Regions from separate parts of the Homo sapiens genome. Here region 2 is linked to region 1. The links are chromatin loops, found by intact Hi-C in ENCODE. Cell type or tissue: mammary epithelial cell. All regions are shown on one strand.

Evidence for each region. Peaks named below come from ENCODE experiments on the same cell type or tissue, not always from the same donor. Only the 100,000 strongest peaks of a DNase experiment are listed, where the experiment ranks them.
Region 2: it touches region 1 in a loop (7-fold over the local background); 7 of 110 quality-filtered maps call a loop at or near these places.

Annotation. Positions count from the first base shown.
Region 1 is chr2:223,855,588-223,863,587 of GRCh38, forward strand. LOC124907988 (a long non-coding RNA gene) reads right to left here and starts at 1,440. Exons shown (of 2, transcript XR_007088099.1): 1 at 191-1,440. In mammary epithelial cell, CTCF peaks have their summits at 4,614 and 6,075; DNase peaks (open chromatin) are centred at 4,624, 5,674 and 5,964; H3K27ac peaks cover 2,343 bases.
Region 2 is chr2:223,757,754-223,765,753 of GRCh38, forward strand. AP1S3 (adaptor related protein complex 1 subunit sigma 3) reads right to left here. Exons shown (of 5, transcript NM_001039569.2): 4 at 7,460-7,597; 5 at 1-997. The coding sequence ends at 962. Among named protein-coding and RNA genes, the nearest start is that of AP1S3, 76 kb to the right of the region's middle. RefSeq lists a silencer at 3,159-3,453 and an enhancer at 3,976-4,345. In mammary epithelial cell, a CTCF peak has its summit at 3,619; DNase peaks (open chromatin) are centred at 1,998, 2,558 and 3,288; H3K27ac peaks cover 4,122 bases.

The DNA of each region.
Region 1 (8,000 bases):
CAACAAACAAGCAGAACAGTCATCGCACACAGAAGCAGGCTCTGTGCGGTCACATGCATAGGATTCTGCAGGGTAAGGAATATAAAAGCATACTGGTATTTGGTGGATCTGTAAAGTGGAGATTGTTACGTGAAGCAATGTCAGTAGGCTGCCTCCCACATTCAGAAATTTATGTGAGAAAATACTTTACCTTCTTCTATTTAAAACAATCAGGGCTACTGCAGTGGCTCATGCCTGTAATTCCAACACTTTGGGAGGCCAAGTCAGGAGAGTTGCTTGAGTCCGGGAGTTCAAGACCAGCCTGGCCAAGACCTGGCAAGACCCCATCTCTGTTTAAAAAATAATAGTAAAAAAAAAAATTAGGCAATCAAGTACTTTACTTTCTAATTTCTGTCCTTATGATATTATGCCACCTTAAGAATGTAGTTACATGTTGGCTTTTTCTGATGTGGGTCTAAAAACAGTGTTAAATTGGTAATAGGTCCTGGCTGGTCATCTTACCTTTAAGTCAAACATTCTGCCCCTTTGACCTAGAGTTGTTAGGCGTGGGTGAAGCAATCAATTGCCAGGAATTCTTTCAGCACGGAGGTTTTCTCTGCAAACTCATCCTCCTTTTATCTTTTTTCTTAAAACACATTCTTGTCCTTGACACTTGTTTCCTCTTTCCTAACATATTTTAGAAAGCACTGAGATAGTTCCAGGTCCTCTGTGTAGGTTATTATCCCTCTTTTATCAGAAAGGAAAACAGACTCAGAATGAGTAAGTAACTTGTTAAGATCATCTCACTAGCAAAGCACTGGCATTCAAATTTGGGTTATCTTGGCTCTCAAGCCCATGGTCTTTCCACTGCCCTTATTCTTGCAGCCTCCAGTTTGTATCTGGACTTAGAGTTTTCCTTTATGCCTGTCCTTCATTCTCCACTCATTTAGCTACATTTATTCTACCCAAACCTTGGATGTTTGTGGGCAAAATTCTGAAGAGTGCCCCCTGTCCTGCACACCACGTTCTCTTCATCCAGCCTGAGGTATGGAGTTGCCACCCTGGATGTGGGCCAAGGTTCCACGGATTCAAAGACAGAACTCAAACAACCATGGGCCAAGTCCTGCTGAGGCCTCAGGGAAGCCATGGAAACTTCATCCAGAGAAGTGGCCCCAGGCTTGGTGTGCAGAGAGTCACTGAAGCAACGCGCTAAAACCACAGCAAGCTTGGACTAATTACAGCACCTCTCCGTGCTTCAGTTTCCTCATCAGTAAGTGGAAATAATATTAGTACCCAACTCATAGTTTTCTTGTGAGAATTAACCACAATAATTACCTGAAAAGTGTTTAGCATGATGCCTGGTACCTAGTAAATGCTTGATAAAAGTTCACTGTTCTAGCCAGGCACAGTGGCTCATGCCTGTAATCCCAGCACTTTGGACAGCTGAAGTGGGTGGATTGCTTGAGCTCAAGAGTTCAAGACCAGCCTGCACAACATGACAAAACCCCATCTCTACTAAAAATAAAAGTTAAAAAAAATTAGCTCGGCATGGTGGCGCATGCCTGCAGTCCCAGCTACTCGGGAGGCTGAGGTGAGAGGATCACTTGAGCCCGGGAGGTTGAGGCTGCAGTGAGCCAAGATAAAGCCACTGTGCTCCAGCCTGGGCAACAGAGTGAGACCTTGTCTGTTTTTTGTTTTGTTTTGTTTTGTTTTTGAGACGGAGTCTCACTCTGTTGCCAGGCTGGAGTGCAGTGGCGTGGTCTCGGCTCACTGCAATCTCCACCTCCTGGGTTCAAGCGATTCCCCTGCCTCAGCCTCCTGAGTAGCTGGGACTACAGGCGTGCACCACCATGCCCGGCTAATTTTTTGTATTTTAGTTGAGATGGGATTTCACCATGTTGGCCAGGATGGTCTCGATCTCCTGACCTTGTGATCCACTTGCCTCGGCCTCCCAAAGTGCTGGGATTACAGGTGTGAGCTACCACACCCAGCCATGAGACCCTGTCTCAAAACAAAAATTTTGTTTTCATCTTGTTGTATTCCTGAACTTTCAATCTCCTCTCTCCTCCTTCAGGGTGCATAGCCCATCTATTATAAATAAATAAATAAAAGTTAACTGTTCTTGTTGATACCAAAATTTGTGAACCACTGTCCTAGGCAAACACAAAGAACTTACTTGGACCACATCTGCCCCAAGACCAGTAGAGGCGTTAGAGTTCCGACTCTCTCTCTCTGCCCATGAGAAACACATTCCACAGGCTTCAGAGTGAATTATTTTTCTGTTCTCTTCAGCCCCAAACTCCCAATGACTTGCTTCATACCCAGTTCCCCCATCACAAGTGAAGCCTTGAAGGCTGTCTAGGTAGAGAATACCAGATTTAAAGCAGATAACATAACTCACTTTTTAACATAACATTTAATAAATGACTGGGGAATTGCATTAATTGTCTATTAATTTATTAATAATTATTAAATGATTAGAGGCTCCTCGTGCCACTTTCCTTATTCACAAGCACCTCATTCACCCACCATTAGTTATTTCCTTATTAAGCTCGATTCAGCCATTCTACATTAAGTACCTACTATGTGCTAGGTGCTGTGCTAGGTACACATTGTTAAAGCAAACTAAAGACGGCCTGAGAAGGACTCCATACTTCTATATTTGAATCCTTGTAGATAAACTGTAACCTGGCTTAATAGGCAGGCAAGATTGAAAACCTCACTTGGGAGCATGCACCTGTAACAACACCTGAGTCAATCCCAGTGGCCATTCTTCAACCACGCATAGACTGCTGAGTATTCGAGCTGTGTTCAAATAAGGCAAATGCCAACCTGTAACCAATCCAGCTGTTTCTGTACCTCACTGCTGATTTCTGTTCATTGCTTCCCTTTTTTGTCTATAAATTTGTTCTGACCATGAGGCATCCCTGGAGTCTCTGTGAATCCGCTGTGATTCTGGGGTCTGCCCGATTCGCAAATCGTTCATTGCTCAATTAAGCTTCTTTAAATTTAATTCAGCTGAAGTTTTCCCTTTAACAGTATGCACCAGTGAATGAAACAGATGGTACTCCTGCCCTAGCTGAGTTTATACAAAACTTAACCGGGCGTGGTGGCATGCACCTGTAATCCCAACTATTCAGGAGGCTGAGGCAGGAGAATTGCTTGAACCCAGGAGGTGAAGTTTGCGGGGAGGCGGAGGTTGCAGTGAGCCGAGATCGCACCATTGCACTCTAGGCTGGGCGACAAGAGCAAGACTCCGTCTCAAAAAATAAAATGAAATAAAATAAAATAAAAATAATAAAAGTTCTCTGATGGATAAAACCAGGGGCCAGTGATAGAGAATAATGGGGAAATCTACTGAGATGGGGGAATTCTGGGAGAGACTCTCTGAGGAAGAAACCTTTAACCTGAAGCCTGAAAGGAGACCAGCCAGGTGAAGGGTGTGGGAGAGACAGAGAGTGCCTGAGACTGAATGGAGGCAGGAGCAGGTGAGAGGAGATCCAGGGGAGGCAGGCCTGCTGGGCTGATACAGAGATGGAATTTTATTAGAAAACAACCTCTTTCTTTTAGCTTATTGTGCAGAATGGCACCCAAACCTCATTAGTCCTCATCAATAAAGAACTCGTGAACAGGACCCTGTTCCTTCCTCTCTCTCTCTCCCTCTTTTGAGACAGGTTCTCACTCTGTCACCTAGACTGGAGTGCAGTGGTGCAATTATATAGCTCACCGCAGCCTCAACTTCCTGCACTGAAAGGGTCCTCCTAACTCAGCCCCCCAAGTAGCTGAAACCACAGGCGTACACCACCATGCCCAGCTAAGTTTTCTATTTTTTGTAAAGACAGAGCCTCACCATGTTGTCCAGGCTGGTCTCAAATTCCTGGGCTCAAGTGATCTTCCTGCCTCAGCCTCTCCAAGTGCGGGGATTACAGGCATAAGCCACCACGCCCAGTCTCATTCTTTTCTCTTTGAATCCTTTCTCAAATGATGTCCCCCCTCCCAGGCCATGGCAGTGGGGTGCTTGCTTACCCGAGCCTCCCTGTGCAACACAGGAAATCATTTTCCTTGGGAGGTGGCTGGGAATGTCTTACATTTTCCATTTCTCCCATTTAGTCTTCATTGAACATTTGACTAGATGGTTCTCTGGCATAAAATCTACACTTTCAGGCAAAATGAGAGTCTGAATGCTCAGAGTTGGATATCTGGTCAAAATGAATCTCCCAGAGCACCACATAAATGTTTTCTTTTTTTCCTGAGACGGAGTTTCACTCTTGTTGCTCAGGCTGGAGTACAATGGCGCGATCTCGGCTCACCGCAACCTCCCCTTCCCGGGTTCAAGCAATCTCCTGCCTCAGCCTCCCAAATAGCTGGGATTACAGGCAAGCACCACCACGTCCGGCTAATTTTGTATATTTAGTAGAGACGGGGTTTCACCATGTTGGTCAGGCTGGTCTCAAACTCCCAACCTCATGTGACTCGCCCGCCTCAGCCTCCCAAAGTGCTGGGATTACAGGTGTGAGCCACCACGCCCGGCCCACATAAACATTTTCTATTTTTGTTCTGGACCTTAAGTACTAAGTTAATAGTCTTACGAGAGGCAGATGCAGATGACTTCCAAGGAAAACCAAGGCCATTTTAGGCCAAGGCATGGCAGTGGAGACCTCCTGTGTTCATTTTGAGTAATAGCTACCAGTAAGAGCCTTTCCCCACCCTCTGACCTAGAGAAAATAGAAGGCATTATGTGGGAAAATGTTCTTTATGAACCAGGGTTATGAATGAAGTTCTTAGAAACTTCATTAATTCATTCTGTAAGTATATTTTGTTGATGCCTTTCCAAACATTTCTATTTTTTTTTTTTTTTTTTGAGACAGAGTCTCACTCCGCCCCGCCTCTACTAAAAATACAAAATACCTGTAGTCCCAGCTACTCGGGAGGCTGAGGCAGGAAAATCGCTTGAACCTGGGAGGCGGAGGTTGAAGCGAGCCAAGATCACACCACTGCACTCCAGCCTGGGCGACAGAGTGAGACTCCATCTCAAAAAAAGAAAAAAAAAAAGATCCCCCTGAGGAATGTTCCTGGGTTCCAGATACTCTTCCTTTCTGGACCTTGATTCTCAGGCCCGCAGCTCCATTGGAGGGTGTCCCCCATGCTGAGCCATCCTGGCCACCCTTGGAGAGTGGGGCCTCATCCACACCTCCAACCCTGCTCATTCAGTCTTTATAGTTCCTTCTTCCAGGAAACTAGGGGGTAACAAGTATTCTAAGGGCTGGGTCAGATAACTGACTGGCACCACCCAGTACTAGCCTTTTGTAAAAACACCTTACATTCTTTTCTTTTCTTTTTTGAGACAGGGTCTCACTTCATTGCCCAGGCTGGAGTGCAGTGGCTTGATCTTGCTCACTGCAGCCTCAGTCTCCCAGGCTCAAGTGATCCTCCTGCCTCAGCCTCCTGAGAAGGTGGAACTATAGGCATGCACCATTACACCAGGCTAATTTTTGTATTTTTTGTAGAGATGACATCTCGTTATGTTGCACACGCTGGTCTCAAACTCCTGGACTCAAGCAATCCTACCACCTCAGCCTCCCAAAATGTTGGGAGTACTGGTGTGAGCCACTGTGCCCAGCCTCACCCTACATTCTTTTTAGGCCACAAACCAGGAACTCAGGATGCAACAACCAGTCTACATATGGCAACTTGCCACTGCGGGGTGAGCTTTGCCTTCCCGGTCACTTCCCACAAAGGCTCCTTCTCCTCCATCTCCTTCCACAGGGCAGCTTCAAGCTCCAGTTCATCCCCATTATCTCCAGTTGAAAGAAGGAAGCAGAAAGAAACCCATATTTATTATCCACCGTGGATACTAGACTAGCTACTTTACATGTCTTAATCTTTACATACATTATATTATTGCACACTGGTTTTGATTTTACAGAAAATAAAACCAGTGAATGTCCACAATGTTTGCATAACTTGCAAGTGTTAACATGACTAGTGAGTAGCAACACTGGAATTCAAACCAAGATAAGTCTGAGGCCAAAGTCCAAGCTCTTTCTACCCTAGGCTGTCATGAACATGTTCCTTAGCCCCTCCTTTTGGCCACCTCTGGGAGCTCAGAATTGCTGGGCAGGCAATAAAAGGATGTGTTTGGGAAAGGGAAAAAGTAGAATTTGAGGACCATTTTTTCACCTATAAAATGGGAATAAAAATAAATTCCTATTTCAAGGAGTTCTTAAAAGGATTAAATAAAATAATCCAGGTAAAGAATTTAGTACTTTGATTGGAAAAGAAAAACAATGTATATTGGGAATTCTTCTCCCCCTCTATCACCTTTACCTTCTCTGCCCTCTCTGGACTCAGGTGCTCACACAATAAAAGCAGTAACACTAGGCCATTTGGAAAAGGAGAGAGCAGCCTGCTTGTAAAGAAAGGTGACCAACTTTGTATCCAGACAGGCTTGGCCTCAAAGGAACACAACCTAAAATCATAGGCTGACAGCAAATATATATATATATATTTTTGAGACAGAGTTTCGCTCTTGTCACCCAGCTGGAGTGCAATGGCACGATCTTGGCTCACTGCAACCTCCACCTCCCAAGTTCAGGAGATTCTCCTGCCTCAGCCTCCCAAGTAGCTGAGATTACAGGTGACTGCTACTATGCCTGGCTAATTATTGTATTTTTAGTAGAGACAGGGTTTCACCATGTTGGTCAGGCTGGTCTCAAACTCCCGACCTCATGTGATTCGCCTGCCTCAGCCTCCCAAAGTGCTAGGATTACAGGCATAAGCCACCGTACCTGGCCTTTTTATTTATTTTATTTTATTTATTGTATTTTATTTTTTGAGAGAGATTCTGTCACACTCTGTTGTCCAGGCTAGAGTGCAGTGGCACAATCTTGGCTCACTGCAGCCTCTGCCTCCCGGATTCAAGCGATTCTTGTGCCTCGGCCTCCCATGTAGCTGGGATCACAGGCATGTGCCACCATACCTGGCTAGTCATTTATTTTTTAATATGCAATGGAAAATATTTCTGACACACACAGACTGTATTAGTCCATTGTCTTTCTCTTTCTTTTCTTTTTCTTTTTTTGAGACGGAGTTTCACTCTTGTTGCCCAGGCTGGAGTGCAATGGCACAATCTTGGCTCACTGCAACCTCTGCCTCCCAGGTTCAAGAGATTCTCCTGCCTCAGCCTCCCAAGTAGCTGGGATTACAGGCACACGTCACCATGCCTGGCTAATTTAGTATTTTTAGTAGAGACAGGGGTTTCTCCATGTTGGTCAGGCTGGTCTGGAACTCCTGACCTCAGGTGATCCACCTGCCTTGGCCTTCCAAAGTGCTGGGATTACAGGCGTGAGCCACAGCGCCTGGCCAGTATTAGTCCATTTTCATACTGTTATAAAGAACTACTTGTAGCTGGATATTTCCACAAGGTGGCAGGAAGGAGAAATGCCAAGCGGAGGAGGAAGAGCCCCTTATAAAGCCATCCGATCTCGTGAGAACTCACTCACTATCACAAAAACAGCATGGGGAAACCACGCTCATGATCCAATTACCTCCACCTGGTCTCTTCCGAGACATGTGGGAATTACAGGGATTACAATTCAGATGAGATTTGGGTGGGGACAAAAAGCTTAACCATATCACAGACTAAAAACATAATCATCTCCCAGGCATTCTTCCTTAAGAAATTTACGGAGGCCGGGCTCACTGCAACCTCCACCTCCCGGGTTTAAGAGATTCTCCTGCCTCAGCTTCCCAAGTAACTGGGACTAGAGGTGCGTGCCACCACGCCTGGCTAATTTTTTTATGTTTTGTAGAGACAGAGTTTCACCATATTAGCCAGGATGGTCTCGATCTCCTGACCTCATGATCTGCCCACCTCAGCCTCCCAAAGTGCTGGGATTACAGGCATGAGCCACTGCGCCCGGCCGAATCATGTTTTTTTGTTGTTCATTAAATTAACTCTAATAAGGGCCCTGATGGGGGAAAAAAAAAAAAAAGTTAAGTAGCTTCAAGACTTACTCAAA
Region 2 (8,000 bases), 98 kb before region 1:
TACCATATAGGCTGTGATAATCTTAAATGCTCTAAGTAAGCCATGTAATAAGTCTTCAAATGCATTAGAGATACATTAAAACATATTTGAAATGAAATTTCCAGCATCTAAGAGTGCTTGGAACGTGAATTTTAAAAAATAGTAGCAATAATTATTATTGCTATTAATTCTTATCATACTATTTTAGAATAATAAAGGAAGTCATAGATGCTGTATCTCTAGGTCTCTATAAACCTTAATAAATATATAGTTCATAGAAAACCTTATTGGAATGTCCCTTATATTCAATTAAAAGATAAATTAAAACCTCAGTCAAGATAGCAGCTTCTAAGGCATCAAAAACACTTATTAAGTTCTATACTCTTTGGTTATTTTCATAATCCCAATTCTAAAAAAAATAAATGAATTCAGCACATTAAAATCAGACATTTTGTATGTGAATTGCAGTTACAGTACTATTAAGTGTATGAAAAATGTCTAGCATTACATATAAACTCTGCACTATTAACATAATTTTGAATTATTATACAATTTAGAAAACTAAACATTTAGAAAAAGTATTAATGACATCATATATACTTTACATTCAAAATCATGGATTATTACAATATTGTGTCAAATGCAAAAAAAATTGCAGCTAATGTATCTAAACCAGCTTAAAAACATAACATGGAGTTAATACATTACAAATATTGTCTGTTGGGTTAGGTGGTAGTTACTTTAAACATTTAGAGCTACAAGTACCTATACAGTATAACACAGACACATAATTTTTTTTAATAATACAGACACATAGTAATTATAAATATGTTAAACAACTTTAACTTTGTTAGTTAACAAAGAATCCCTTTAAATTATTTTTGGCATGGTGCCTGAGGCTCCATCAAAAAACCGGATGGGAGGCGTTGCTTATTTACAGCTTCATAACATGTAGTGCTGGAGTCTTCAAGTAGATTTCCAGTTAAAATGTAGGCTTGTTCATGTATTCTTCCATTGTCTGAAAGCGAACAATAAATTAGAACAATTTTCCCTTTAAGTCACAGCCTTCCGCAGACTGTGAAATCTTCTGCATTCTTTTATTTATTTGCCATTGTTGAAAACAAGTTGTCAAAAGGATACATGGATATAAAATCTTTGCATTCTAATCAAAGTTTGAGTATAATTTGTATACACATCCATATGGGGCTGGAATTAAGTAACTTTCAACTGAGAAAAAGTTAAGCTTGATCATAAAGTGAATGTCTGATAAGAGAAATGCTTGGCCAGTGTGGTGCTCACGCCTGTAATACCAGCACTTTGGGAGGCTGAGGTGGGCAGATCACCTGAGGCCAGCCTGGCCAACATGACAAAACCCCATCTCGATGAAAAATACAAAAATTACCCGAGTGTGGTGGCATGCACCTGTATTCCCAGCTACTCGGGAAGCTGAGGCAGGAGAATTGCTTGAACCGGGAGGCGGAGGTTGAAGTGAGCCAAGATTGCACCACTGCACTCCAGCCTGGGTGACAGAGTGAGACTCCGTCTCAAAAACAAAAAAAAAAAAGAGAGAGAGAGAGAGATTGAAATGCTAAAGCAAAGTTGCCAAGATATCACTGTTGACTTAAGATAAACACGTTTGCTAAAATGATCAGGAGGACCACATCCAGGTACGTGTATTAGAGAATTCTGAATTACGTCTGTATAACATATGTATCGTTACCTATATTGTGCAGAGCATCTTTATTATACATATTGTCAAGACAAAAAAGATAAACAGACCAAAATTCTTAAGAATTTCTTTACTTCTCTACAAGGTTCACAGGAAAAAATGTATAGTTTCTGCCATATGTTTTCAAAGGCTTCCTCCCAAAGTATACAAATTATGTTTCTTTTTAACTTTTAAGTTCAGAGATACATGTGCAGGTTTGTTATAGAGGTAAACGTGTATCATGGGGATTTGTTATACAGATGATTTCATCATCCAGGTATTAAGCCTAGGACCCATGAGTCATTTTTCCTGATCCTCTCCCTCCTCCCACCCTCCACCCTCTGAAAGGCTCCAGTGTGTGTTGTTCCCTTCTATGTGTCCGTGTGTTCTCATCATTTAGCTCCCACTTTTAAGTGAGAACATGTGGCATTTGGTTTTCTGTCCCTGCACTAGTTTGCTCAGAATGATGGCCTCCAGCTCCATCCACGTCCCTGCAAAGGACATGATCTCATTCTTTTCATACTGTCCATCAGTTACTAAGTTTGCTAACATGCCCCAAAGCCATAATATTTTTTTTCAGCATTTAAAAAAAAATGTTTGAACAGACTCACAATTACAGGTAGAGTTCAAAGTTAACAGTGATGTTCCAGGTTCTATACCATGCAAGACAGATGGGCTTTCTCTTGCACACTCTCCTACTTTAAACATATATATTTGTGTCACACCAGGGCCCCAAGTTGAATCAATAAGAAAGCTCGAGAGGACAAAAAATCACCTGCCTCTTTCGTTTGAGTCACGATCTGCTCATTTAGCAATCCAAGTTCAACTTGTTCTTAAGCTTAAACTCCAGGGTATATGATTCATGTGAACCTGCCAGGAAATACGCTGACTGACATGGGCTGAAGATACCAAGGCTACTGGCCGAGCAAGATTGCTCAGGAGATACTAGGGCTAGAAATCTGCCCTTACCTTCAAAAGAGGTTTTCTAACTGGTTTTCACCAACTCTATCTAGAATTCCAGAGTTCTGCCAGAAAACATTTGTATTCAGTCATCCACATTTACTCAACAAAGCTCTCACCTCCTAAGTGGGCATTGGCCAAGACAGCCCCATACCCATCTACCCCTCTACAGATGCTGCCCGTGGGGTCTTTTAACTTAGCAGAGGGATCATACAGGCCATTGGGCCATGCTGGTTTTATGGAATCTAGAGTTTACACCATTTACATGGGAATACAAAGTTACAAATACAAAATCAGGTATAAAGTGTACTTAGAATGAGAAAAGAAACGACCACAGATTGTGAATTTTGAAGATGACAAATATCACAAAATAAAAAATGGTTGCATGTTATTTTCACGAATTAATTGCTTGACACTCCTCTATCATATATTATATTGTATGGCTACGTACTTTTTGCAGTTAAAATATCTTATTTTTGCAAAGTGGACAAAAACCCATGACCAGATGAGAGCATTGCTAGGCCCTGCCTGTAGCCTCGGGAGGGGCCTGGAGTTGACACTTTCCTGTCTTTGTGGTTCAGTGGCCTCTAGTCATTGGCACTGCTCACATCACCAGATGACTCAGTCTGCTAAACACCACACTGGCTGCCCTGTCTGAGCCGAGCCAGGCTGGTTACTCAAGCTATGTAAACCAATAAGGTAAAAGTTGGCATTTTCTTGAGCTTGCCACTTTAAAGGTTTGGGGCAGACTTTTAGAGCTGGCAGAACCTTAGTTGCTCTTACCTTCTCAAGACAGGAGCTGGAGTCTGTATCTTGGGTCCTCTTCTGGATACATCTAGCTCTGCTGTGTTTCTTATGCATATAGCACAGTGTATGTTATGACTTCCTACTGCATTGTGGTTTGGCCTAGCTGTTAACATGGTTTACGCTTTTAAGGGTGACAGTGTTAGGGTGCACCTAGCAGTTTCGCCTGCATCCACACGAGGGCACATAGAATCCTATTGCTCATGAGATACAATCTGACCCTCCCCTTCTTTTTTTTGAGACAGGGTCTCACTCTGTCACCCAGGCTGAAGTGCAGTGGTGCGATTACCGCTCACTGCAGCCTTGACCTCTCGGGCTCAAGTGATCCTTTCACCTTAGCCTTCCGAGTAGCTGGAATTACAGGTGTACACCACCATGCCTGGCTAATTTTATTACTTTTTGTAGAGACAAGGTTCTCACTATGTTGCCTAGGCTGGTCTCAAAACTCCTGGGCTCAAGCGGTCCTTCCGCATCAGCCTTCTGAGTAGCTGGGATTACAGGTGCACACCACCACACCTGGCTAATTTTATCATTTTTCTGTAGAGACAAGGTTCTCACTATGTTGCCTAGGCTGATCTCAAACTCTTGACTTAAGCAGTCTTCCTGCCTGGGACTCCCAAAGTGCTGGGAATACAGGCATGAGCCATCGCATCTGGCCTTGAGCCTCCCTTCTTGGCAGGCTGTTAGTTGGGGTAAAATATCTACTGTTTGTCGCTCCTACCTATTGCAAGTCCTGTGGTTAATGACCACTATCGCCTTTGAGAGTTTCATTTTCTTTTCTTTTTTGAGACAGAGTCTCACTCTGCCGCCCAGGCTAGAGTGCAGTGGCATGATCTCGGCTCACTGCAACCTCCGCCCCCTGGGTTCAAGCGATTCTCCTGCCTCAGCCTCCTGAGTAGCTGGGATTACAGGAGCCCACCACTGCACCTGGCTAATTTTTGTATTTTTAGTAGAGACGGAGTTTCACCATCTTGGCCAGGCTGGTCTTGAACACCTGACCTCGTGATCCACCTGCCTCGGCCCAAAGTGCTGGGATTATAGGCATGAGCCATTGTGCCCAGCAATTTTTTTTTTTTTTTTTTTTTTGAGATGGAGTCTTGCTCTGTCACCCAGGCTGGAGTGCAGTGGTGGAATCTCGGCTCACTGCAATCTCTGCCTTCTGGGTTCAAGCAAATCTCCTGCCTCAGCCTCCCAAGTAGCTGGGGTTACAGATGTGTACCACCACACCTGGCTAATTTTTGTATTTTTAGTAGGGATGGGATTTTGCCATGTTGGCTAGGCTGGCCTCGAACTCGTGGCCTCAAGTGATCCGCCCACCTCGGCCTCCCAAAGTGTTGGGCTTACAGACGTGAGCCACCACGCCCAGACAGAGGGTTTAATTTTCCTTCTAATAACTTTGTGCCATTGTCCACATTGTTGTTACCCCCAAATAAGTATTCCCAACCAAGTAAACAGTTCCTTTCTTTTCCTCTTATCAACATCTAGCCACCACACGCTCAGAATAAGCTTTGAGCATTTGGAGATTTGAGGCTATGTCTTCTTACTAAATCCGCAGGCAGGTGTAGCTTTTTAAAAGTTATTATTCTAAGAAACTGTTATTAAGTAGGAGCTAGAGAAAAGTCTTAGGGGCTACTGAAGATTGACAGCTGTTCTCACAGCTAAAGCAATGTCACAAAGGCCTCCCTTAACCTTCAGTAACTACAAATATATGATTGGGTCCAAAGGACAGGAAAAAAAAAAAAGCAGTAATTATTTTCCTTTATGCAAGTATACTACTGGCTCCTATCCAGTTGAAACCTCTTAAGCAGGCAAGATATGCAAAGTCAATTCTTCAACAAGCTCCCCAGAATATTTACTGACTTCACTGAATACCAGAGCCCAAGAGAACACTAATAACACTCTCTGTATTTGGCAAGTGTTGTTAGCGCAACAGAAGAGACTGAGAGGGTGGCCATGACATTGCCTGCTCACCATAGGGACACCAGGGCTAAATGCAAGGTCCCCTGAGACCTACCCATCAAGCCCCTCCACTCATTCACCAATTAGCATTTAATTGTGAAAGAGCTCACTCTTGAAACACTTACTTCCTAGATTTAAATGGAACCAGCAACACCAGATTTATGACAACCTTTTTAAAACATTTCCTAATTTGAGAGGATTTCAAATTAACCCAGGTGTGTCTTGGCCCCCAATTCAGCTTTAATTACTGAAGTGCCAAAGACTCCGTTAAAAACTCTGTTTCTCCTGTAAGGAGACTCCACAGTCAGGACCCTGAGGTCCTGAAGTTAAAAAAAAACCTCCACCCCCTCCACCTGCCCCCAACTCCCAGAGTATTTTATGAAACACTGTTTTGTGAAATTTCCAAACCACTGATTTCTCAAATACCTTGTAAAGTTTTCCTCCCTGTGGCATTTGGAGACAGCCAAATCAACATCAGAGAGTTTAGATGCACTTTTTGAGGTCAGACACCTCTGGTAATGAATGCATTGGCCTTCTAATAGGCACACGCAGCTGCTTACGGCACCCACTCAAATAGATGTTTTCCTCCACATCCATTCACCAGAGGACTGATGCTCTGGCTGGGCAGGAGCAAGTAATCAGCCTAAAGATGCACCAAAACAGTTGCTGGGAATTCACACCTAATGGTGTTTTGTTAATTTAATCACCCTCTTCCAAATAGCAGGAAAAAAGTAGCTTTAATGCCAGTTTTACTTATTTATTTATTTATTTATTTTGAGATGGAGTCTCGCTCTGTCACCCAGGTGGTGCTGTGGTGCTATCTCAGCTCACTGCAACCTCCGCCTCCCGGGTTCCAGTGGTTCTACTGCCTCAGCCTCCCAAGTAGCTGGGATTACAGGCACACATCCCCATGCCCGGCTAATTTTTGTGTTGTTAGTAGAGATGGGGTTTCACCACATTGGCCAGGCTGGTCTTGAACTCCTAGCCTCAAGTGATCTGCCTGCCTCGGCCTCCCAAAGTGCTGGGATTACAGGAGTGAGCCACCGCATCCGGCCAAATGCTGATTTTAAAAAGGTGCTTTACAATGCTCTGGATCCTCTTGACCTACTTATTTGAAAATAGGAAGATGGGAAGACCCACTGAGGCTGTGGGAAGAAGAATCTAGGGGTGGCAGGTCTGGGATGGAACCCAGCCCCTCAGAGCATCTCATTTGGGAGGGCAGAGGTCAGTGGGGTGAAGTGCTCTTTCTCACAGTGTCCTGGGAGGAATGGAGGGGCTGATGTAGGTAAGTTCCCTGAGGAGGTATGATGCAAATCTGTGCGGCTTCTAAAAGAACATTCCCACTTTATTTTATATAGAAATCCCAGAGTCCAGGGCAGTACAAAATGGATGCTTCTGGGCCCATTTATACCTTGGCAAGCAAACCACAGTGTTCCCAATTTCTTTATGCAAGCAGGAGCACACATACAGCCTTCCCAAAAGGTGTAAGAAATTTTAATTAAAATGATAAATGCCATGCTCAATAATAAAGCTTTAATATCTCTGGCAAACAAAATAACAATGTACTGCTATTCTCCTTTCCCAGGGAAGCATAGGTATTTTAATGAAAGTCTTTTTATACATCTCATAAAATTATTCTTGAAAAGAATAGCACTAAGTATTTGATACCTTTTTGGCAGTGAAGGACTCTTGCACTCCAAAGCTCATCCAAATGTGAAGAGCAAAGACTCTAAAGCCCAATTGCCTGGGTTCAAATCTCTATGCCACACTTCCTAGTGGAATAGAGGAATTCCACACTTCCTGTGTGAAATTGAGCAGGTCATTTAACCTCTTGGTGTCTCAGTTTACTCATCTGTAAAGTGGGAGTAACAATACCACCTACTTTTTCGAGTTGTTGTGAGGATTAAATAAGCTAATACATATAAATAGTTTAGAAACTGTACCCAGCACAGAGTAAGTACTCAGTAAGTCTGGTTAATATTATAATTATTAACACCATCATCATCATCATCATCATCTTTCTCCCATGGTTTGGGAAACCGTACTGACCTCCTGTAACATATCAGAGTCTTCAATGGCTTTGACAGCAATTTTCTTGGATGTTTCCTGAATTTCCCCACCTATTATAAACTCGTCCAGGATGAAATAAGCCTTTTCAAAATTAAAGATAATATCCAGCTCACAGACCTGGTGGGACAAAAACAAACGTTTTGATAAACTTGCAGTTGTATCAGGGGAAACATCTGCCCGAATCTCGAGCTTTTTCAGTTTGCACTCATGTGGCGTACCAAAAATAAAAATATCAGATGGCATTTTAAGGACAGAAAAAAAGAACAGGGAATGTCAGGCCTTTAATAAATGGAATGCTACATTCTATTAAAGCAAAGCACATCCTTAGATAATAATGTTTTGTGTTACAACAGGAAATTTGAGGCTCAGTAAGGGAATGAGGCCACTCGGCTCCTCTTCCTATCTGCACCAAGAAAACTGAGCCCCAGCTGCATTCCAGGAAGGAGGGCAGAGCTTTGTTTCTCCTGCTCTCTGCTCTGTAAATCTTGGCTTCTAGCTTTAGAACTCTCTCAGAAACTAA